3 separate regions of the Homo sapiens genome follow, and all the other regions are linked to region 1. The links are chromatin loops, found by intact Hi-C in ENCODE. Cell type or tissue: A673. All regions are shown on one strand. Links, peaks and the distances in the headings refer to the core of each region. The heading gives the core; the rest is flanking DNA.

Evidence for each region. Peaks named below come from ENCODE experiments on the same cell type or tissue, not always from the same donor. Only the 100,000 strongest peaks of a DNase experiment are listed, where the experiment ranks them.
Region 2: it touches region 1 in a loop (13-fold over the local background); 79 of 110 quality-filtered maps call a loop at or near these places.
Region 3: it touches region 1 in a loop (11-fold over the local background); 105 of 110 quality-filtered maps call a loop at or near these places.

Annotation. Positions count from the first base shown.
Region 1 is chr6:20,524,015-20,531,713 of GRCh38, forward strand. No RefSeq gene overlaps it. Among named protein-coding and RNA genes, the nearest start is that of CDKAL1, 6.6 kb to the right of the region's middle. In A673, for the core only: CTCF peaks have their summits at 4,526 (motif pointing left) and 5,289 (motif pointing left); DNase peaks (open chromatin) are centred at 4,517 and 5,287; H3K4me3 peaks cover 746 bases; H3K27ac peaks cover 551 bases.
Region 2 is chr6:20,089,217-20,096,915 of GRCh38, forward strand. No RefSeq gene overlaps it. Among named protein-coding and RNA genes, the nearest start is that of MBOAT1, 120 kb to the right of the region's middle. RefSeq lists an enhancer at 2,977-3,480. In A673, for the core only: a CTCF peak has its summit at 2,998 (motif pointing right); a DNase peak (open chromatin) is centred at 3,015.
Region 3 is chr6:20,288,526-20,296,224 of GRCh38, forward strand. It overlaps LOC101928573 (a long non-coding RNA gene), which reads left to right. Exons shown (of 4, transcript XR_007059489.1): 2 at 5,851-5,950. Among named protein-coding and RNA genes, the nearest start is that of MBOAT1, 80 kb to the left of the region's middle. RefSeq lists a silencer at 3,171-3,472. In A673, for the core only: a CTCF peak has its summit at 3,342 (motif pointing right); a DNase peak (open chromatin) is centred at 3,336.

The DNA.
Region 1 (7,699 bases), core at 3,354-5,853:
GCAAATTCATTTTGGATATGAATTCTGCCCATATTTATACCTAACATAATTAAATACATGCTTTGAAAAGAAATGCTGTAACAATTCACTGAGTGCCTTTTTACTAAACTAAACATTTTTTTCTGTCTCCCTACCAATCATCATTGAGAAATTATAGAGGGCAAATATAAGAACACAACAAAGCATAAGACAAAAAGCCTTGCTTCCTTTATTCTGTTCTGGCTTGCTTTGACTTTTGATCTCTGCTTTTACTTTCCTGTTGAATAGACAACAACCCCCAAGGAGGCCTTCGAGAAATTTAGAATAAGCAAACAAACCAAATGGAATACTTCCTTCTACTTCCTCCCCTCCCAGCTGTTACAATTTAAATCTGCCTTTTCTGTAGGTTCAGGGAATAAATTCTCATAAAACTGACTGCTGCAGGAGTTCTGTTCTGTTCTTTGACAGTTTCTCACTAGCAAAACCCTCCTTGGCCTTTGGTATTCTCACCACTCACTCTCTCTCTCTGTTTTTTTTTTTTTTTTTTTTTTTTTTTTTTTTTTTTTTGAGACGGAGTCTCACTCTGTCTATTGCCCAGGCTGGAGTGCAGTGGCATAATCTCGGCTCATGGCAACCTCTGCCCCCCAGGTTCAAGCGATTCTCCTGCCTCAGCCTCCTGAGTAGCTGGGCTTACAGGTGCCGGCTACCACGCCCAGCTCATTTTTGTATTTTTAGTAGAGACGGGGTTTCACCGTGTTGGCCAGGCTGGTCTTGAACTCCCAACCTCAGGTGATCCGCCCGCCTTGGCCTCCCAAAGCACTGGGATTACAGGCATGAGCCACTGTGCCCAGCCTCACCACTCACTCTCAAAGAGAGTTGCTGTTAGTGGAACTGCAAGTCCCTGAATTTCTTCTACAGATTTATCACTTGTAAGAAAATAATTGGAAAAATTCCAGGGAGAGATGTAGCTAACAGAGAGCATGAAAGACAAAGCCCAAGTAGTATCATGTCAATGTTAATTTCTTGGTATTGATAATTGTAATTTGGTTCTATAAAGTGTTAGCACCTGGGTGCTGGAGAGGATGTGGACAAACAGGAACACTTTTACACTGTTGGTGGGAGTGTAAACTAGTTCAACCATTGTGGAAGACAGTGCGGTGATTCCTCAAGGATCTAAAACTAGAAATACCATTTGACCCAGCTATCCCATTACTAGGTGTACACCCAAAGGATTATAAATCATGCTACTATAAAGACACATGCACACGTATGTATAAAGGCACTATTCACGATAGCAAAGACTTGGAACCAACCCAAATGTCCATCAATGATAGGCTGGATTAAGAAAATGTGGCACATATACACCACGGAATACTATGCAGCCATAAAAAAGGATGAGTTCATGTCTTTTGTAGGGACATGGATGAAGCTGCAAACCATCATTCTGAGCAAACTATCTCAAGGACAGAAAACCAAACACCACATGTTCTCACTCACAGGTGGGAACTGAACAATGAGAACACTTGGACATGGGGTGGGGAACATCACACACTGGGGCCTGTAGTGGGGTGAGGGGAGGGGGAGGGATAGCATTAGGAGAAATACCTAATGTAAATGATGATTTGATGGGTGCAGCACACCAACACGGCACATGTATACATATATAACAAACCTGCACATTGTGTACATGTACCCTAGAACTTAAAGTATAATAATAAAAAAAAAATTAGCACCTGGGGAAGGTGGGTGAAGGCTATACATGAATTAATTGGAATACTTTTGCCACTTAAAATCTGAAATTATTTCAAAATGAAAGGTTAAAGAAAATTTAAAACTTAAAAACACTGAACTCCTGATCACCTCCATTTCTACTCCCAAACCTGCTCCACCTGCAATCTTTTCCATCTCCATGGATGGCAATTTCATTCTTCTTGTCCAGGCCAGAACATTTAAAGTCATCTTTTATGTCTTTTTTGCCCTCCTACCTCAATTCCAATCTACAAGACATTTTATGGGCTTTGTCTTTCCATATGTCCAGTATCAAATCACTTCTCATCACCTCTCTTGCTGCCTCCCAGTCCAGGACATTGTCAGTGCTTGCCTGGATTATTGCAACAGCTTTCTAATCAGCCTCCTTGATCTACTTCTCTTCTCCTAATGCTCTAATGGTTCTCATTTTATTCAGAGTAAAAGTCAAAGTTCTGACTATAGCCTATGAGGCCCTACATGTTTCCTTCACTTTCTACGCGATCTAGTTTTGATCTCCTCTTTTACTACTCACTCACTCACTTGATTCAAACCACTCTGATCTACATTTTTAGAGACATAGTCTTGCTCTGTCACCCAGGCTGGAGTGCAGTGGTGCGATCATAGCTCACTGCAGCCTTGACTTCCCCGGGCTCAAGGGATCCTTCTGCCTCAGCCTCCTGAGTAGCTGGGAATATAGGCACATACCACCATGCCCAGCTAATTTTTAAATTGTTTGTAGAGGTGGGGTCTTGCTGTGTTGCCCAGGCTGGTCATGTAACCTGCTGTTTTTCAAACAGGTCAGGTATGCTCCTACCTGAAGGCTTTTCCACTAGGTGGCCCCTTTTCCTTGAATGCTCTTCCCCCATACATTCTTTGGCTGACCCCGTCACATTTTTTGAGCCTTTACTTAAACGTCTTTTTCTCAATAAGCCTACTCTGACCACCATCTTTAAAAACTGCAAGGCCTGATTCTGCTTTTTCTTAATCTGCTGTAATTTTGTGGCCATCTTTATCACCTTTCAATGCACAATACAATCTTCATATGATATTTCTTGTGTTTTGTCTATCTCTACCTATTAGTATATAAACTTTTTTCTTTCTTTCTTTTTTTTTTGTTTTTGAGACAGTCTCGCTCTGTTGCCCAGGCTGGAGTGCAGTGGCACGATCTCCGCTCACTGCAGCCTCTGCCTCCTGGGTTCAAGCAATTCTCTGCCTCAGCCTCTTGAGTAGCTGGGATTACAGGCATGCACCACCACGCCTGGCTAATTTTTGTATTTTTGGTAGAGACGGGGTTTCACCATGTTGGCCAGGCTGGTCTTGAATTCCTGACCTCGTGATCCACCCGCCTCAGCCTCCCAAAGTGTTGGGATTACAGGCGTGAGCCACTGTGCTCGGCCGCATATAAATTCTTAAAAGGGGAATGATATTGTCTGTTTTATTTTTTGAGCATTTAGAACAGTACTTGGTATACTGTATATACTCAATAAATACATTATTATGTAACTCAATAAGTTTGCAATGTATGAGTCATATATTACTGAAGGACAGAGAAAACAACGCATGTCTTCTACCCACAGATAATTATAAGCAATCAGGGAGTTAGACAACAGATGCGAATTCTTATTTTTTTAATCATTAAGAGAATATGTAACAGCAAGAAGTTTAGCCAGCACTCTTCTGGTTGCAAGTCATAGAAATCCACTCAAATTAGTTTAAGAAAAGAAGAGAAGGATTTACTTGTTAACATAACTGAATAGCACAAAAAGAAAGCTAGCTCCAGGCGTGCTGGGTATAGGGGCCTTACAATTGTCCTTGGAACTTATTGATTTCTCCCTTCATCTCTCAACTCTGCTTTCCTCTGAAAGAGCTTTGGTAGGCCGGGCGTGGTGGCTCACATCTGTAATCCCGGCATTTTGGGAGTCCGAGGCGGGTGGATCATGAGGTCAGGAGATCGAGACCATCCTGGCTAACACGGTGAAACCCCGTCTCTACTAAAAATACAAAAAATTAGCCAGGCGTGGTGATGCATACCTGTAGTCCCAGCTACTCGGGAGGCTGAGGCAGGAGAATTGCTTGAACCTGTGAGACGGAGGTTGCAGTGAGCCGAGATTGTGCCACTGCACTCCAGCCTGGGCAACAGAGCGTGACTCTGTCTCAAAAAAAAAAAAAAAAAATAGCTTCAATCTCAGGCCGGTGCTCTCCTTGTGGTAGTCCTGGAAGCTTCTGCCTCAGAATTTCACAGTTGACCGACAACCCCGAATTCACGCTGGCCTGGTGTTGGTTGCATTCCCTGTGATGTTCTCATTTCTCTGGCTTGGGCTACAGGGCACTTGTACAACCCCCAAAACACTTGTACTGAGAGTGGGAGAGTGAACAGATAAAATTAATTATAGAATTGAACCAAACATATCTGTGTAAGTTGATAGAGTAGAATAGATGATAGTAAAGCTGAAAGAGGAGGTTCAAGCCTGTAATCCCAATATTTTGGGAGACTGAGGCGGGAGGATCACTTGAGCTAGGAGTTTGAGACCAGCCTGGGTAACAGCAAGACTTTGTCTCTACCAAAAATTAAGAAAATTAGCTAGGATTGGCGGTGTGCACACCTATAGTCCCAGCTACTTGACAGGCTGAGGTGGGCAGGCCGCTGGAGCCTGGGAGGTCGAGGCTGCAGCAAGCCGTGACAGCACTACTGCATGCCAGCCTGGGTGACAGAGCCAGACCCTGTCTCAGAAAAAAAAAAAAAAAAAAAAAAGTTAATAGAAGTATAGCACTCTGACCCCTAGTGGTTAAATTATGCAGAGAAAAATTCAGGACTTGTCCAAAGACAACAGGAGGTTGATTTATTTCACATTATGTTCCTGTATGATCTTTTTATCAGTTTATTTAAGAGCATCAGCTTTCTTCCCTTTTATTCTCCACATTGAAGTATCCATCCATTTGGGGCAATTTTTCCTTTCACATATATCTAGTATTTCTCTCGCCGCCCGCCCCCCCCAATTCCTCTGCTGTTACCATATTTCTTCTTGGGTTCATCCAACACCTGAAAAATCTTCCTAAAAAACTGTTCAGTTGGCCAGGCACAGTGGTTCAGGGCTGTAATCCCAGCACTTTGGGAGGCCGAGGCGGGCGGATCACCTGAGGTCAGCAGTTGGAGACCAGCCTGGCCAACGTGGCAAAACCCTGTCTCTACTAAAAATACAAAAATGGGCCAGGCGCGGTGGCTCAGGCCTGTAATCCTAGCACTTTGGGAGGCCGAGGCAAGTGGATCACCTGAGGTCAGGAATTTGAGATCACCCTGGCCCATGTGGGGAAACCGCGTCTCTACTTAAAAAAAAAAAAAAAAAATAGGCGGGTGTGGTGGTGGGCGCCTGTAATCCCAGGTACTCAGGAGGCTGAGGCAGGAGAATCACTTGAACCTGGGAGGTGGAGGTTGTAGTGAGCCGAGATCACACCACTGCACTCCAACCTGGGTGACAGAGCAAGACTCCATCTCAAAGAAAAAAAAAAAAAAGATAGTAGAAGTATAGCACTCTGACCCCTAGTGGTTAAATTATGCAGAGAAAATTCAGCATTTGTCCAAAGACAATAGGAGGTTATTTCACATCATGTTCCTATATGATCTTTTTATCAGTTTATTAAAGAACATCAGCATTCTTCCCTTTTATTCTCTACATTGAAGCACCCATCCATCCGGGGCAATTTTTCGTTTCTCATAGATCTAGTATTTCTCTTTTTGCCCCCCTCTATTCCTCTGCTGTTACCATCTTTCTTCTTGGGTTCATCCAACACCTGCAAAACTTTCCTGAAAAACTGTTTAGTTGGCCAGGCACAGTGGTTCAGTCCTGTAATCCCAGCACTTTGGGAGGCCAAGATAGGCGGATCACCTGAGGTCAGGAGTTCGAGACCAGCCTGGCCAACATGGTGAAACCCCGTCCCTACTGAAATTACAAAAATTGGCTGGGCACGGTGGCATGCTCCTGTAAAAAAAAAAATTAAGAGCACTTAATAGTCATACTTTTCACTTTGCTTATATGTAGCTTATATATATATAAATATAAAAATCTGTTTTAACTCTCATTCTACTAAATTCACCTAATGTTCTACATAGAAAATTTCATGTATATTGTTTATCATCTTTCAAGAGTGAATTAAGCACATGAATATTTTCTCATGAAAAGGGATATTGATTGGTACAGATGTGTATGTATAATGGCTAGTTGCTCAGATCATCAACTAAATCTAAAACATGTGTTCCAGCTGGGCTGGTGGCTCATGCATGCAATCCCAGCGCTTTGGGAGGTTGAGGTGGAGGACTGCTTGAGGCCAGGAGTTCAAGACCAGTCTGGGCAACATAGTGAGACTCTGTTGCTGCAAAAAGAGTTTTAAAATTAGTCGAGCGTGGTGGCATGCCCCTGTAGTTTCAGCTACTTGGGAGGCAGAGGTGGGGGGACTGCTTGAGCCCAGGAGTTCAAGTTTCCAGTGAGCTCTGATGGTGCCACTGTTCTCCAGCCTGGGTGACAAAGCCAGACCCTGTCTCCAAAACATAATCTTAAAAAGCAGTTCCCAATTCTTAATTTTAATTTTATTTATTTATTTTTGAGAGAGGGTCTCATTCTGCTGCCTGGACTGGAGTGCAGCGGTGTGATTTCGGCTCACTGCAAACTGGACCTTCTGAGCTCAAGTGATTCTCCCACCTCAGCCTCCCGAGTAGCTGGAACCACCATGTCCGGCTACTTTTTTGTTTGTTTTGTAGAGACAGGGTCTGGTCATGTTGCCCAGGCTGGTCTCAAACTCTTGGGCTCAAGTGAAACAACTGCCTGTGCCTCCCAAAGTGCTAGGATTACAGGCATGAGCCACCGTGCCTGGCCCCAGATTTTTATAATTTTCATATTTTATTCTTTATTGATTAGTCACTGAGAGGGTAAGAATTGTGTAACTTCTTTCTTGTCCATATTTTCTCTTCAATTTTTACTGTGAAGGCCAACATAAAATATTTAAGGCAAACAGATTTTTTTTTTTTTTTTGAGATGGAGTCTCACTGTGTCACCCAGGCTGGAGTGCAGTGGCGCGATCTCGGCTTACTGCAACCTCCACCTTCCAGGTTCAAGCGATTCTCCTGCCTCAGCCTCCCGAGTACCTGGGACTACAGGTGCCTGCCACCGCGCCCGGCTAAGTTTTGTATTTTTAGTAGAGACGGGATTTCACCATCTTGGCCAGGCTGGTCTTGAATTTGTGACCTCGTGATCCACCTGTCTCGGCCCCCTAAAGTGCTGGGATTACAGGCATGAGCCACTGTGCCCGGTCCAGGCAAACAGATTTTATTCCACTTTTCCTTGATCACTCTTTTGTTTTTTCTCTCCAATGCTTTTTCTCTATTTGAAATTTTGCACTATTGTTGCTTTCTTCTGAAGTATTCATATAGAGTTGTTAAAACAACTGAAGTCAGACTGCCTAAGCTTTAGGTTTCTTCTCTGTTAAAAGAGATAACAAGATAATAATAGCACTCCTCATTTATAGGGTTACTTATGGGTGGTTATTGGCACACATTTATAAGTGTTTGAAAAAATCTTAGCTTTACTATTATTTTATAGATTTACTTGCATTTTTAATGTTCTTGGTATACACCAATTGGTTTGTTTACTTATTACCAAATATTTATAAAGCATTTAGTGTTATATTGTTGGCTGAAAAAACAGGAACAAAATAGGATGGTGTATATTTATGAAGCTTAACTCTAATTTAAGAAACAAAGCATTATTTTTTTTTTTCTTTGAGACGGAGTCTCACTGTGTTGCCCAGGCTGGAGTGCAGTGGCGCGATCTCAGCTCACTGCAATCTCCGCCTTCCAGGTTCAAGCGATTCTCCTGCCTCAGCCTCCCGAGTAGTTGGGACTACAGGCTCATGCCACCATGCCTGGCTAATTTTTTGTATTTTTAGTAGAGACAGCGTTTTACCATGTTAGCCAGTATGG
Region 2 (7,699 bases), core at 2,032-4,531, 440 kb before region 1:
CTTCTTACTGCAATCCTCTACAACTGCGCCAAGGGGCTCTCTCCAACTGCTGAGCATGCTTTTCCTACCTCCAGGACATTCTATGATGCTGGGAGTTGTGTCAGTGACAAACGAGAGTTGGTCCATGAGCACCCCAGCCTCCTCTTCTCTCCAGTGGAATGAATGAGGTGTGCTCTGTGCAGTCTCACAGAGTTACCTGGTGTGCTGAGCCCCAGAGCCCACAGTGGTCATCTGCTAATCAATGCACTCTGCATTAGCATCCGTCCCTTCCCTGCCTCACCTCCCCATTCCAAATGCTTCCTGAGATCACTTCCCAAACAAACTACTTTTACTTAAATTCAATCCTCATCTCAGGGTCTACATATGGGGAAATAACCCAAGACTGTCTGTCGGCCTTTCCTTCTCTCTAAAGGGATTATCCATCATTCGGAGATTAACAAAGCTTAAAAAACAATTTTTTTCTGTTTCTTACTTTTTCTGCTTCCCAATTTTATTTACATGACCAAAACAAACAAATTTTAAATACAAGTTATAAGTTATTCAAGTAGCACAAGAAGAATTTTTGGCATAATTATTTATTTATTTATTTATTTATTTTGAGATGGAGTCTCGCTGTGTCATGCAGGCTGGAGTGCAGTGGCATGATCTTGGCTCACTGCAACCTCCATCTCCCAGGTTCAAGTGATTCTCCTGCCTCAGGCTCCCGAGTAGCTGGGATTACAGGTATGTGCCACCATACCTGGCTAATTTTTGTATTTTTTGTAGAGATGGGGTTTCACCATGTTGGCCAGGCTGGTCTCCTGGCCCCAAGTGATCCGTCTGCCTCGGTCTCCCAAAGTGCTGTTACTAAAGGTGTGAGGCACCGTGCCCTGCCAATATAATTCTTAAAATGAACTTGAGCAGTTTGGCGACGCCTGACCTAAGTCCTAGGGGAAAGCCCAGGGTTTCGATTCTGTTGCCATCACTTACTGTGGGTGTGTCCATGGGAAACTCACTCAAGTTATTCAGGCCTCAGGTTCCTAATTTTAAAACGGATAGTAACATCTGGTTCCACTAACTTTAGATTGTTGGTTTGGGAAACAAAGGAAATAATGTAAGAGAAAGCACTTTATAAACTGAATTACAAACAAAACGTGGGATGAAATAGAGTGTCACCTCTTTTCATGAGGTTCTGGAACTAGTCTTGCAGTGTTTAGAAAACTAATCACAAGAAAGAGAAAAAATGAAGGGAGGAAGGAAAGAATAGACTTGCCTAAAAGATAGGTTGTTTCGAAATATTTTCCCCCACGATGGTAAGACATAAACTCAATCTGTGAATTTTATCCAAGTCCCAGGTTTTGTTGAGAAACAAGTGAGCTGGGAAGGAAGAACTAGAAAGATTAATTCACTGCATTGCTTGGCCTAGTAACCATGGGCCAGAAGAGAACCTATGCCTACTTCACACTTCCGTGTGTGAACAAGGCATGTTATTTATTGTGTCTGCTAGGCACAGAGTGAAGACTTCAATATTTGCCAGAATGTTTGTGCTTCTTTCTAAATTCAGAAACTTGCCTAAATGGCTGGACGCAGTGGCTCAGGCCTGTAATCCCTGCACTTTGGGAGACTGAGGTGGGCAGATCACCTGAGGTCAGGAGTTCGAGACTACCCTGGCCAACATGGCAAAACCCTGTCTCTACAAAAAATACAAAAATTAGCTGGTTGTGGTGGCGCACGCCTGTAATCCCAGCTACTTCGGAGGCTGAGGCAGGAGAACTGCTTGAACCCAGGAGGTGGAGGTTGCAGTGAGCTGAGATCACATCACTGGCACTCTAGCCTGGGCGACAGAGTGAGACTCCATCCTTCCGCTCCCCTACCTCCCCGCCCGCAAAAAAAAACTTGCCTAACTGCTCCAACCATAAAACTGAAATGTCAGTGGTGGAAGATAACATATAAAACACCTGTATTTTCCTTTAAGTCATTCAGAACTTATTACCTAGGAAACAAAATACTACAAAGTTATAGGCCAAAAAATAAGTGTTGAGAAGCTCACTACTGGAAATAAAGAGGTTCAGAAGAGTGTGAAGAAAAACATCAAATTATGGAATGTTAGAAGCAGAAGCAACCATGCTGGTCAGCTTATTTAATACCCACCTTTTACACACAAGAAACTTGATCTCCAAAGAACTTATATGACCCCATATCACAATGACCTATTTCCACTATATCATCATTTGAGAATTCTGTCAGCTTCATAACTCATATTATGGTTTAACTCATTTAATCCCCACAATTCTGAAGAGTAATTATAATTGCTAGCATTCCTCCTAAGAAGAAAAGTATTCAGAGCCGGTTGCTCACTTTTTTTATGGTCACACAGCATGTAGAGGCAGAAATTTGCCTTAAATGAAGCTATTTTGCCTTCAGCATCTCTGCTCCTTGGAGTTTACACACCCTCCTGTGTGCTTTTTTCCTACAGTGGAGAGAGGACAGGGCAGGGAAACAATTCATTATTTGACCCTATAGCAATAGGGTCATTAAAATCTGACCTTTACTCCGAAAGACTATCATTTACTGTTCAAAAGAAACACCAGACAGTGACTCACGCCTGTAATCCCAGCACTTTGGGAGGCTGAGGCGGGCTGATCACGAGGTCAGGAGTTCGAGACCAGCCCGGCCAATACAGTGAAACCCTGTCTCTACTAAAAAATACAAAAATTAGCCTGGCATGGTGGCACACACCTGTAGTCCCAGCTACTCAGGAGGCTGAGGCAGGAGAATCGCTTGAACCCAGGAAGCGGAGGTTGCAGTGAGCCGAGATCATACCACTGCACTCCAGCCTGGGCGACAGAGCAAGACTCCATCTCCAAAACAAACAAACAAAAAAAAACCAGAGGTTAAAGTGGCAATTGCTAAGCATTCTAAGCATTCAGAGTGTGAATGAACAAATGAATGAATGAACAAATGAATGCTTGACTTCCTAATTCAACATGGAAATCATCAGAAATTACCTCACATGGCCACAAGATGTCACTACTTCACACCACTTCAGAAAAATCACATTCTAAGTCAAGAATTTTAGATCCTTTGGACAGAGGGAATTTCTTGTTCCTCATTGAGAAAGGCTTAGTTATTTTGCATGTGTTTTGGGACTGCTTCCTTGTTTTCTCTTAAGTCTATCTACCTCAAGAGATACTGCAAAACGTAGACTTTAAATGAAGGCTGAGGCTGAATGCTCTTAAGCTGGGAAGCATTAATCAAGAAGTCAATCACTCACCTGTTTCCAGGGACTTCTCAGCAAAAACAAAGGCAGGATTGACACTTTGACTACTCTGTTACCCTGCTCTGTTTGCAAAGCTTTCTCTCAGCACTTTCTTGTAATTCTACCTCTCTCATTGCTTCAGATTCACAAAAAAACAGTGATTCAGCAACATCCAAAAGGCAGCACACTGGGGTTTTAAATAGTGCTTTCTTCTTGAAATGTTTGCCTCACACCTTCCTTACCGGGAATAAGGTTCAAATTACTGCAGTGAGTTTACATAAGCTATTAATGCATTTAATTATTCAGTTCAGGGCTGTCCTGGGCTTATTGGTATTTTTTTTTAAGTATCATGAGACTCCAGTTTGCAAATCATCATTTCAAGTTCTTAAAAGTTTTTATACACCAAAATAATGTTAACCAAGCTTGATATTTCAACTTCAGCTATATTTAACATTGATAAAATAAACTTCAAATTTATTTTGATGGAAATATTTTATTCATGAGATCAACTGATGCTTGTAGATTGATTTTTAACAGTCCTAGAAAGTTTTAGAGTTTGATGTATTTTATTGGCATTCTCTATTAGATTCCCCTTCCTAACATTTCTTATTGAAATTGTTGATAAATAATCTTCATCAATTAGCCATTCAAGTTTGATGGGGCTGAGAAGGAAGGAAGCTCATTCATAAAAAGAAGCTGCTTGGTGGGTTTGGGGATCATTCAACTTTATAGGCCAAAAAAGCTGTTTTGCCTTAAAGGTCCATATTTCACACCACTTCAGAAAAATCCCATTCCAAGTCAAGAATTTTAGATCCTTTGGACAGAGGGAATTTCTTGTTCATCATTGAGAAAGGCTTAGTTATTTTGCATACGTTTTGGGACCACTTCCTTGTTTTCTCTTAAATCTACCTCAAGAGATACCGCAAAAAATGTAGACTTTAAATGAAGCCTGAGGCTGAATGCTCTAAAGCTGGGAAGAATTAATCAAGAATTTCTGGTGATTTCCATGTTGAATTAGGAAGTCGAGCATTCATTTATTTGTTCATTCATTCATTCACACTCTGAATGCTTAGAATGCTCAGCAATCGCCACCTTAACTTCTTAGGAAGAACAAATACATCCCATTTACTGAGAGGCTAAACAAACAGTCACTCGCCAGGCAAAGGGTTAAACGGTTCAGAGAAGGAGGCCTCAATCTCCACATTGTGATGGACTATACAATATGTAAAAGTCATTTCTTACTAGCAATAGTTTAAAGAGTTAAGGTTTGCAAGTGATTTTCCACTTAAAATTAAATAAATTACCTAACCGCATTCAAGTCAACCCCCATTACAACTTCACTGGATTTCATTCCTTGCTATGCTCATTAGAGCAGGAGAGAAAGAGACGGGAGATTTCATGGCATGTGGACATTCTCATCCTGTAAAGTTAAATGGAAAATTAAAATTCCAAACTCTATAGGAAGCATTAGACTTTTCCACAGATAAATGCCGATACCAAAGAACAACCAGAAATATAAAACAACAAAACAAAACAAACCTTCAACACAAAAACTAGAAATAAAATGCCAACAGGGGCTGGGATTATAGATGCCTTATTCCTTTTCTGTATTTTCAAATTTTTCTAAAAGGAATATATTTTTTAAATAAAGCAGCAGAAACCAAATGCCCAACCATTAGGGGACTGCTTTTCAAAATTATAGCACATTTATTTACACACTATTATGCAGCCATCAAAAACAACTTTTAGGAAGTTTCTGCAATAATATGGAGAAATGCTTATGATGTAAAACATTTGCAACAACTTGAAAAGCTCGATGCAGGGCACAGAATTTCTCTGAAAGGCCACATAAGAAGATAACACTGGCTGCATCCAGATGATGAAAACAGAGAGCTGAAGGTAGGCCTAGCAGGGAGAATTACTTTTTTTTGAGACAAGTCCCACTCTGTCACCCAGGCTGGAGTGCAATGGCACAAACTCGGCTCACTGCAACCTCCGACTCCCAGGTTCAAGTAATTCTCCTGCCTCAGCCTGCTGAGTAGCTGGGATTATAGGCGTGCAACACCATGCCCGGCTAATTTTTGTATTTTTTAGTAGAGACGTGGTTTCATCATGTTGGTCAGGCTGGTCTTGAACTCCTGACCTCATTATCCACCCACCTCAGCCTTCCAAAGCGCTGGGAGTACAGGAATGAGCCACCGCACCTGGCCTGAGAATTACATTTCTCTATACATTTTTTCTCACTGATCCAATTGGCAAAACATAAGAGTCTGCTAATACCAAGTACTGATGAGAATGTGGACAAAGAAAAACTGTTACACATTTTGGGGAAAGAAAAAACGCATACAACCAGCTGGAGAACAAGAGCACCCGAGCAAGCTGAGAGTGCATTTCTTTACACTAAGATCCTGCAATGCCACTGCATGATGTCCACCCTGTCACCAGAGAAATACAAAAGAACGTTCACCATAGCACAGTTTATTACCACAGAAACAGCAAGAACCACTAAAGGTCTCTATGGGTTGAACTGTATCCTTCCTGAATTCATATGTTGAAGTCCTAACCCCCAGGACTTCAGAATGTGAATGGATACAAGGTCTCTGAAAAGGTAAATAAGTTAAAATGAGGTCATTAGGGTGGGCTTTAATCCAATATGACTGGTGACCTTATAAGTAGAGGAGATGGTCAAGCATGGTGGCTCATGCCTGTAATCCCAGCACTTTGGGAGGCCAAGGCAGGCGGATCGCCTAAGGTCAGGAGTTTGAGACCAGCCTAGCCAACATGGCAAAACCTGTCTCTACTAAAAATACAAAAAAATTAGCCGGATATGGTAGCGGGCGCCTGTAATCCCAGTTGCCTGGAAGGCTGAGGCAGGAGAATCCCTTGAACCCAGGAGGTGAGGTTGCAGTGAGCCAAGATTGCACCACTTCACTGCAGCCTGGGTGACAGAGCGAGACTCCGTCTCAAAAAAAAAAAAAAAAAAAAAAAAGGAGATTAGGACAAGACACACAGAGGGAAGACCATGTGAGGACACAGTAGGGAGACAGCAGCCACAAGCCAAGAGGAGAGGCCTCAGAAGAAACCAAACTTGCTGACACCTTGATCTCAGACTTCTAACCTCCAGAACCATGAGACAATGTTTATGTTGTTTAAGCCATGCGGCTTGTGGTACTTGGTTATGGCAGGGCTAGCCAGTTCATCGGGAGGAGCACAGATGAATACATTCTCAGTTATACAGACAATGAGACACTACATAGTCTCTAACAGAACCACTAACTACCAAAAGCTGTAAAAGACGGAAGTCCAGTATGGACTCCCAGGAAATGGAAAACTCGTAGGAACTTCGTTCCAGCATGCTGGACTTACCCCACCCGAATCCTAGAGGCCCAGAGAACTTGATTGAGCACCACCATCAAGGGAAAGCCTGGACTTTAAGGGACTAGGAAATAGAGAGCCATAGGCTCAATTTCACTAGGGCCATTTCTAGTGCTGGTCACTAAATGCAGGGGCCAGAACCCCAAACTCAACCCACCTATCCGAGATGGCCCCTCTTCATTATCCCAGAGAAAATCCTGCCATGGCTAATGGAATTCATTCATTCCCTCATTTGTTCAACTAACATTGATCCAATACCCTTTTGAGTCAGAGACTTGCCAGGTATGAAGAAATGAGTTGTCAGGCACCTGGCAATCTGGTTGGGGAAGGACAAATGACATCAAGCTAATCACAACACAAGGTGTTATCAGGGATCTATGAGCAGAAGCTAGAAGTGAGAAGGACTTCACAGGAAAAATAGCAACTTGTACGGCACATTTTCTCTGTCTAAAAGGCCTTCTGCCCTTTTTGCTTTGGGAAGTGCCTATTCAAAAAATGTTGTTCTTTTAGGCAGCAGAACTTAAAGTTACAAAGGCACCAAGTCACAAACGCTGGCTGCATATGGAACAGCTGCCTGCCTGAAAGGAGGGCCAGGAACCCAGGCTGGTGAGGGTGGAAGGGAAGGGCATGGGTTTTATGGTGTAGACAGCAGGAGCTGGCAGGAGTTTTGATGAAGAGGAGCATCCTGAAGGGCTCACCAGGAAGAGTCCCAGGCAGCAGCATGGAGGACTGGAGGGAAAAGGTTACCAGTGACCATGCAGAAAACTTGTCCCAGCATCTGGTGGCTTTTCCAGACCAGCGGACACAGAGACAGTTGCAACCTGGGACTGCAGCTGGAAATGCTGAAAGGCCATTTTGCCCATCAAGCAGACAATAGACCGAAAGAAAGCCAGGGATGAATGGACGATTGATTGTAGCCAGCAACTGCTTAGACAGTGTAAATCGTAATGCCAAAAGTGCATATCCCCTATGAATTTTCTTTGTTCGAGAACAAAAGGGGCCATTGGATCCTGAGGGCCATGTGGACACAGAAAGGCTTTTTTCTAGAAAATTGTTCCCCGTCTGCCTCCACAGGTTGGATCAGCA
Region 3 (7,699 bases), core at 2,032-4,531, 240 kb before region 1:
CTTGCAGCTGCATCCCTCCAATCTCTTTCTCTATTTTCTTTCTTTCTTTCTTTGAGATGGAGTTTCACTCTTGTTGCCCAGGCTGGAGTGCAAGGGTGCGATCTCAGCTCACCGCAATCTCTGCCTCCCAGGTTCAAGTGATTCTCCTGTCTCAGCCTCCCAAGTAGCTGGGATTACAGGCATGCACCACCATGCTCGGCTAATTTTTGTATTTTTAGTAGAGACAGGGTTTCTTCATGTTAGTCAGGCTGGTCTCGATCTACTGACCTCAGATGATTCACCCACCTTGGCCTCCCAAAGTGCTGAGATTACAGGCATGAGCCACTGCGCCCAGCCTTCTCTATTTTCACGTGGTCTTCTTCTCCGTGTGTCCTCTCCCCTCTATAAGGACACTCATTACTGGCTCAAGGGCCCATGCTAATCCAGTATGACCCCATCTTAACTAATTACATGTGCAAAGACCTTATGTCCAAACATGGTTACTTTCTGAGGTTCCAGGTAGATGTGAATTTGTGGAGGACACTGTTCAATCCACTATAGAGTGACTGCTAACAGTTAAAGTTTCTTTTAGAGGTTATGAAAATGTCCTAAAATTGACTGTGGTGATGATAGCACATATCTGTGAATATACTAAAAAACATTTAATTATATACTCTAAATAGGGGAATTGTGTGGTATGCAAATTATATCTCAATAAAGCTATCTAAAATGCAAAAAGAATTAAGATTCAACAAACCCCCAGTAGAACATCTAAGAGATATACAGGAAGAAGAGGGAAAATTATCCCAGAAGGAAGATCTGAAAGTAAGAAGAAACAGTTAGTATGAGCTGGAATTTAAGTCCTGTATGTCAGATACTTCATTTTGCTCACTGTTGAGTCAGGCCTATAGTAACTGTTCAAAAAATATACGTTTGATAAACAGTTTGATGTGCAAACAAATTAGTAAATAGAGGCACAAATAGAAATAAATATCTTTATTGAATAATAATGTTGAATTTTGTGATTAGAAAATAAGATATAACGAAAATACCAGACAATAGCATTGTAAGCTGGAAGAGTACGGCCAAAGCTAGAGCAATGAAAGGTCTTGGAATTTTTGAAACATAGGCTAAAGATATGGAATAATTTTGGACTTCATAAGTTAAATGTGCATGAAAAACATTTCAAAAGTAACCATTACGAGAATAAAGAGGGTATATAACTTCCTAGCTAATTAAGCAAAAACTTGGGGGAAAAAAAGCTCAATCCAATAGAATGCTGGAAATGAGAAAACTATAGACAAAGTGGAACATTTAGAAAGCAAAAAGAGAGAGAGGACAGAAAAATTCAAACACACCAGAAATAGATTTTTCTATTTAATCTTTTATCTTATAATTGTTATTATTTTTTTGAGACAGGGTCTCGCTCTGTCACCCAGACTGGAGTGCAGTGGCACAATCACAGCTCAACCTCTCGGCTCAAGCCATCCTCCCACCTCAGCCTCCTGAGTAGCTGAGTAGCTGGGATCACAGGCATGTGCCACCACACCCAGCCAATTTTTTTTATTTTTATTTTTAATAGAGGTGGGGTTTCATTATGTGGCCCAGGCTAGTCTAGAACTCCTGGGCTCAAGCAATCTGCCTGCTTCGTCCTCCCAGAGTGCTGGGATTACAGGTGCGAGCCACTGCATCCGGCCAGAAATAGATTTAAATAGCCTAAATCTTCCATTTAAAAGACAGATTGTTATATTAGATTAAAAGCAAATCCAGCTAAATGTTACTTAAAGATACATACCTAAAACGTAAGAAGACAGAAAGACATTTATAGACAGTGCAGCCCAAACTCTTAACCCAAACCCTAGAGCCAAATGTGTTTCAAATTCAGATTAATTTAAGAAATTAATATAGGGTCTATGTTATACATTAACACAGTGGAGTTTGAGGCAGCACCCCATAATCAAACACAGTAATATTTCTGAAAGAAACATAAATATTCACACTAAGTAGAATAAATAAGACTATAGTGTTACATTGGCATAGATCAGGTTTTGCTGCCAAAAGAATTATAAAAATAACTTTGTTTTCCAAGCTTTTTGGTTTTCAGAACTGCAGATATGGAATCACAGACCTGAACCAGGCAAATATTAGCCAAAAGAGAGCTGGCGTACTCATGGAATATCAAACAAACGAGCTTCTCAGGAAAACAACATTATTAGGGTTTACCTTACGTGAAAGTGTTTGCCAGAGCCTCAACTCTCCAGGAAGATATAATTCCATATTTATAGACTTTATTGATATAGCCTCCAAACATATGAAGACAAATTGATAATATAAGGAAATCTGGGTGTACACACCAAATCATTTTCAATTTATTATTTTCTGCCTGTTCCATATTTCAGTGTGTGTCTTGTCTTCCCAGCTACACTATAATAAATAAGCGATGAGCGGGTGGGGAGGCAGGAGGGAAGGGAGCTTTCGTGCAATGACTTCCGCAAAAGGCTCTGGCCCAGCTTACATACTCATTGACTCCTTTGAGTTACCTGACCCTACAAAGTGGGAATTGTTGTCTTTTTGTTGCAACAAGAGAGATTAAATAATTTGCCTAAAGTCACAGTAAGTGTCAGAGTTTAGATTTAAGTTCAGTTCTCTTTGACTCCAAAGATCCAAAACCTTTTCAGTGTATCATAAAATAAGCCTGAGACGTTGACCCTTGATTTAGTGAAATTAAAATGGCAGCCATTATATATGACGGATTGCAATCAGGAGTAGGGTCTCCGCATACCATCCATGATCATTTTCCAGGAGGCATAGTATCAAGTGTCCATGCATGAGCGACACATGCTGAGAGCTTACACAATCATTCTACATCACCTCCAAACCTCATTTTCCCACTGACCTTCAGACAGCTTCTGAATGAGAGGAATTCAAAATCCCAAGACATTCTGTTATTTCTCATCCTTAAACATACATTTTTTATGCTTTTAACACAAAAATGGGGAGTTTTCTGGATAAGGAGTGAACTTCGAATTTAAAATGTAAAGCCTTTTTAAACCTATTTAAATTTTTTTCTATTTCCATTCGCTAATTATCCTCCATAAAATAGAAAGAGAAAATAATTATAACTAAAATTGGTCACAGTAACAGCAGTGGGCATAAAAATACACGGTCAAAAAATAAAGTCTAGAAATAAAAACAACACATTTGCCCTTATGTTTAAAGAACATCAGAGACTACTCAAGAACTAGGATCATGCAGGGAGTACTTCTCCTCACCCCGGATGTCAGGGAATGCTCTGTACAAAACACTGTTCCCGTCTCACAAAGCATCTTGAAGATGGAGACGTGCATACTCACAGTTCACCACAAGAGGGCGGTCATCAAAAGGGAAAGGTCACCCTGCCCTAAGCCCACACCGGAAGGGTGAATCCATGTTTAAGGAGGTTGAAGGTATTTTTATAATCATGGGCTGCTCCTGGAATTGATAAAACACGATCCAAATTAAGATCTGCTTTTCTTCAGTACTATTTTTATGTTGTTAATCCCATTTCAATAATAAATTCTTAGAGATAGTGTATAAAGAATAACAAATTTTCCTGTCTATAGAGTAAAATAGAAGCCACATGAACTACCCACACAAGGCAATTCCAGTGTCAGCAGTAAATGGATTTTATTTTCGGTAAACTTTGCTGAAAAGTGGAGACTAAAAGGGATTCAACCTGCATATACCTTTTTTAAAAATGTGAATTTAAGCCTTGTATTCCTTATAAACTATTGAGAAGTGAAAATGAGTTTACATTCCAGTTTTATTATCTTTTCAAAGGGTGCAAGTATAGCAGCAGTCTTAGCCTCTTTATCAACCCATATCGTCAGCACTAGGTTGCTCTTGCATAACTCATTCTTTCAAATGGCTTCCACTGACAAATGCAACCCACAGATCTGATCTTTTCAATGTACCAGCCAACCAAGAATCTGCCGAGCTTCTTGGCACCAGCCAACTAGGACGTGGCCAGAGCAGGCTCTGGGGTCTATGTGTCTGGGTTTGAACCCTGGCTCCAATTCTTAGTAGCTATGTGTAACCATGGGTCAGTCTCTTACTCTGCCAGTCTCTTTCCTTATCTGTAAAATGGGAATAATAATAGTACCTGCTCCATAAAGCAGTTGTAAAGATTCAGTGATATACATAATGTAAAGCAGCAGTCCCCAGTTGCTGTGGCATCAGGGATTGCCTTCTTGGAAGACAATTTTTCCCCAGATGGGACGGGGAGGGGGTTGGTTTCAGAATTATTCAAGCTCATTACATTTATTGGTGCACTTTGTTTCTATTATTATTACATTGTAGCATATGATGAAATAATTATACAACTCACTATAATGTAGAATCAGTGGGAGCCCTGAGCTTGTTTTCCTGCAACTAGATGGTCCCATCTGGGAGTGATGGGAGACAGTGACAGATCATCAGGAATTAGATTCTCATAAGGATTCTCACAACCTAGATCCCTCACATGCGCAGTTCTTAATAGGATTCATGCTCTTATGAGACTCTAATGCCACTGCTGATGTGACAGGAAGCAGTGCTCACATGGTAATGTGAGTGATGGGGAGTGGCTATAAATACACATGCTTTGCTCACTCACCTTTGGCTCACCTCCTACTGCGCAGCCCTATTCCTAACAGGCCACTGATGGGTACCAGTCCATGGCCCCATGGTTGGGGATGCCTGATTTAAAGCACATGGCAAAATATGTAGTCTCAGAATATGCTCAGTAAATGTTAATTAGCATGGTTTACTTATTCACAAATATTTATTGAGCACCTAGGATGTGCGGAGTATTCTGGGTGCTTGCAACTTAACTATAAACAAAATAGTTAATGATCCCTGCCCTTAAGGGCTTGCATTCCAGCAAAAGGAGGTAGACGGTAAACAACAGGTGTTCTAAGTGACTAAAGCATCCTAGCAGGCAAGAAGACAGTAAATGCTGTGAAAAAGAAAAGAACCAACAGGCTATAGAGACTTGGGAGGGGTGGTTACAGTTTTAAACAGGTTGGTCAGGTGGGCCTCATGCAGAAGGTATGGCTTGTATAAAGAAGTGGAAAAGGTTTGGGAGTACCATGTAGCCGTGGGGGAAAGAGCAATTCTTTTTTTTTTTTTTAGACAGAGTTTCGCTCTTGTTGCCCAGGCTGGAGTGCAATGATGCGATCTCGGCTCACTGCAACCTCTGCCTCCCAGGTTCAAGTGATTCTCCTGCCTCAGCCTCCCAAGTAGCTGGAATTACAGGCATGCACCATCATGCCAGGCTAATTTTGTATTTTTAGTAGAGACGGGGTTTCTCCATGTTGTTCAGGCTGGTCTTGAACTCCTGATCTCAGGTGATCCTCCCGCCTCGGCCTCGCAAAGTGCTGGGATTACAGGTGTGAGCCACTGCGCTGGCCCGGGAAAGAGCATTTCAAGCAAAGGGAACAGTCAGTTCAAAGGCTCTGCAACCAGAGTGTGCCTGCTTGTTCTAGGAATGGCAAAGGAGCGCAGAGCAGCTGGGGTGAAGAGAACATCTCCAAACTGGATGACCCATTCTCTAATCATACATCTCCGCCCACCTTTTTGATCAGTGTTCTCTGTTTATTGATGCTAAATTCTTCCAAGATAACTCTAAAATCACTGTTTTAACCCTACTCTACTTCATTCCTTAAATTCTAGTCTTTTTTTTTTTCCTCTCTTTTTAGTGTCTTTGGATTTAGCCCTTTCTTTCCATCTCCTCTGTCATGACAGAGACAGATTAGGGCCTGTCCCAGGACAAAAAAGTGCATGGTGCCCTTCTTTATAAGTTACAAAGGTCTGTAAAACCTGTAATGAAAGCTGAGGGTTTCTCATTTTTAGGTGCCCCAGCTTTGTCCCTGAATATGTGCTTAATCTGCCAGCCAGGGATCCAGAAGCACCATCTCCCTGTCTGCATTCTGATCACCCACCTCACTTCCAGGTTAGTGCAATTATTTCTTAAAGAGTTTTCCCCTTCGGTACCTCCCAGCTATAATCTATACAACACTATACAATCAGAACTTTCTGATTGACCTAAGATTTGCATTCACTAGTCATCTCTGTATTTAGGGACTTATAATGACCATTTATTACTTACCAGATAAAGTCTTAATTGCAATGCCTGTCCTCATACTTATGAACAACTCGAGGTCAAAAACCTAGTTTTAAACTTCTTTTGTAATCTTAGAAATGCTTAGCAGGATGGATGATACATGTAAACACGCAACGCTTTTTGGATTGATATGAACAGGAAAGACAATTGAAAGAACAAAAGTGAAACTCACAAACTGTCAAGTTCTTCCAGCTCTGAGGACCATATTGATTACTGAACATAATACAAATTCAACTTACATACTAAAAGATTTACTCTTTATAGTGTATCAATCTCTGAGTTTTGACTAATGCATATGGTAATGTACCCACCATCGTAATCAAGATATAGATCAGTTCTATCCCTCTGTGTCTAAACATCTCCTGGTGTCCCTTCGTAGCCAGTACCTCCGCCTGACTCTGGCAATCATTGATCTGTTTTTTTGTACCTATAGATTTTCTTTTTCTGGATGTCATAATGGAATCATCCAGTATATGGCCTTTTGAATCCAGCTTCTTTCACTTAGCATAATGCATTTGCGATTCATCCATTTCGTTGCATATATCAGTAGTTTGTTCCTTTTGCTGAGCAGTCTTTCTTTGTATGGGTAAATCACAGTATGTTTATCCATTTACCAGCTGAAGAACATTTGTGTTGTTTCCAGTTTGGGACAATTATAAATAAAGTTGCTATAATCATTCATGTCCAGGTTTTTGTATAAACATGTTTTCACTTTCCTTGGGTAAATGCATAGAGGTGGAATCGCTGGATCATGTGGCATGCTTAACTTTTTAAGAAAATGTCAAAAAAAAAAAAAAAAAAAAGAAAATGTCAAACTATTTTCTAAGGTGGCTGTAAACATCTGATGTTCCCACCAGCAATAAATGACAGTTAGAGCTGTTCTGCATCCTCACCAGCACTAGGTATTATCCATTTTTTCTTTTTTTTTCTACACCTCATTATTGATCACAGTATTGTCAGTTTTTAAAATTTTTATTATTTCATCAATTAAAATAGAAATATTTATTGCGGGTTTTAAAATTTTAAGCATATTTTAATTAAGCTAATATATGCAAAAAACTACTGTTTCCATCTATAAACAATATTCAAAATTATTCATGAGATTTTTTTATTGATACATAATTGTACACATGTTGGGGGTACATTTGGTATTTTGACACATGCATACAATATGTAATGATTGAACCAGAGCAATTGAGACATCCATCACTCTAAACATTCACCCCGTTTATGCTGGGAACATTCTAATTCCACTCCTCCAGCCATTTTGAACTATACAACAAATTACTGCTAACTATAGTCACCATACTGCACTATTCAACAAGAGATCTTATTCCATTTAACTGCATTTTTGTACCCATTAACCAACCTCTCTTTTTTTCTCTCCATCATTACCCTTCCCAGCCTCTGGTAACCACTAATCAACTCTCTGCCTCCATAAGGTACACTTTTTAAGCTCCCAAATGCGAGTGAGAACACGCAAAATTTGTCTTTCCGTGCCTGGCTTATTTCACCTAACATAATGACCTCCAGTTCTATCCATGTTGCTGAAAATGACATGATTTTATTCTTTTTAAG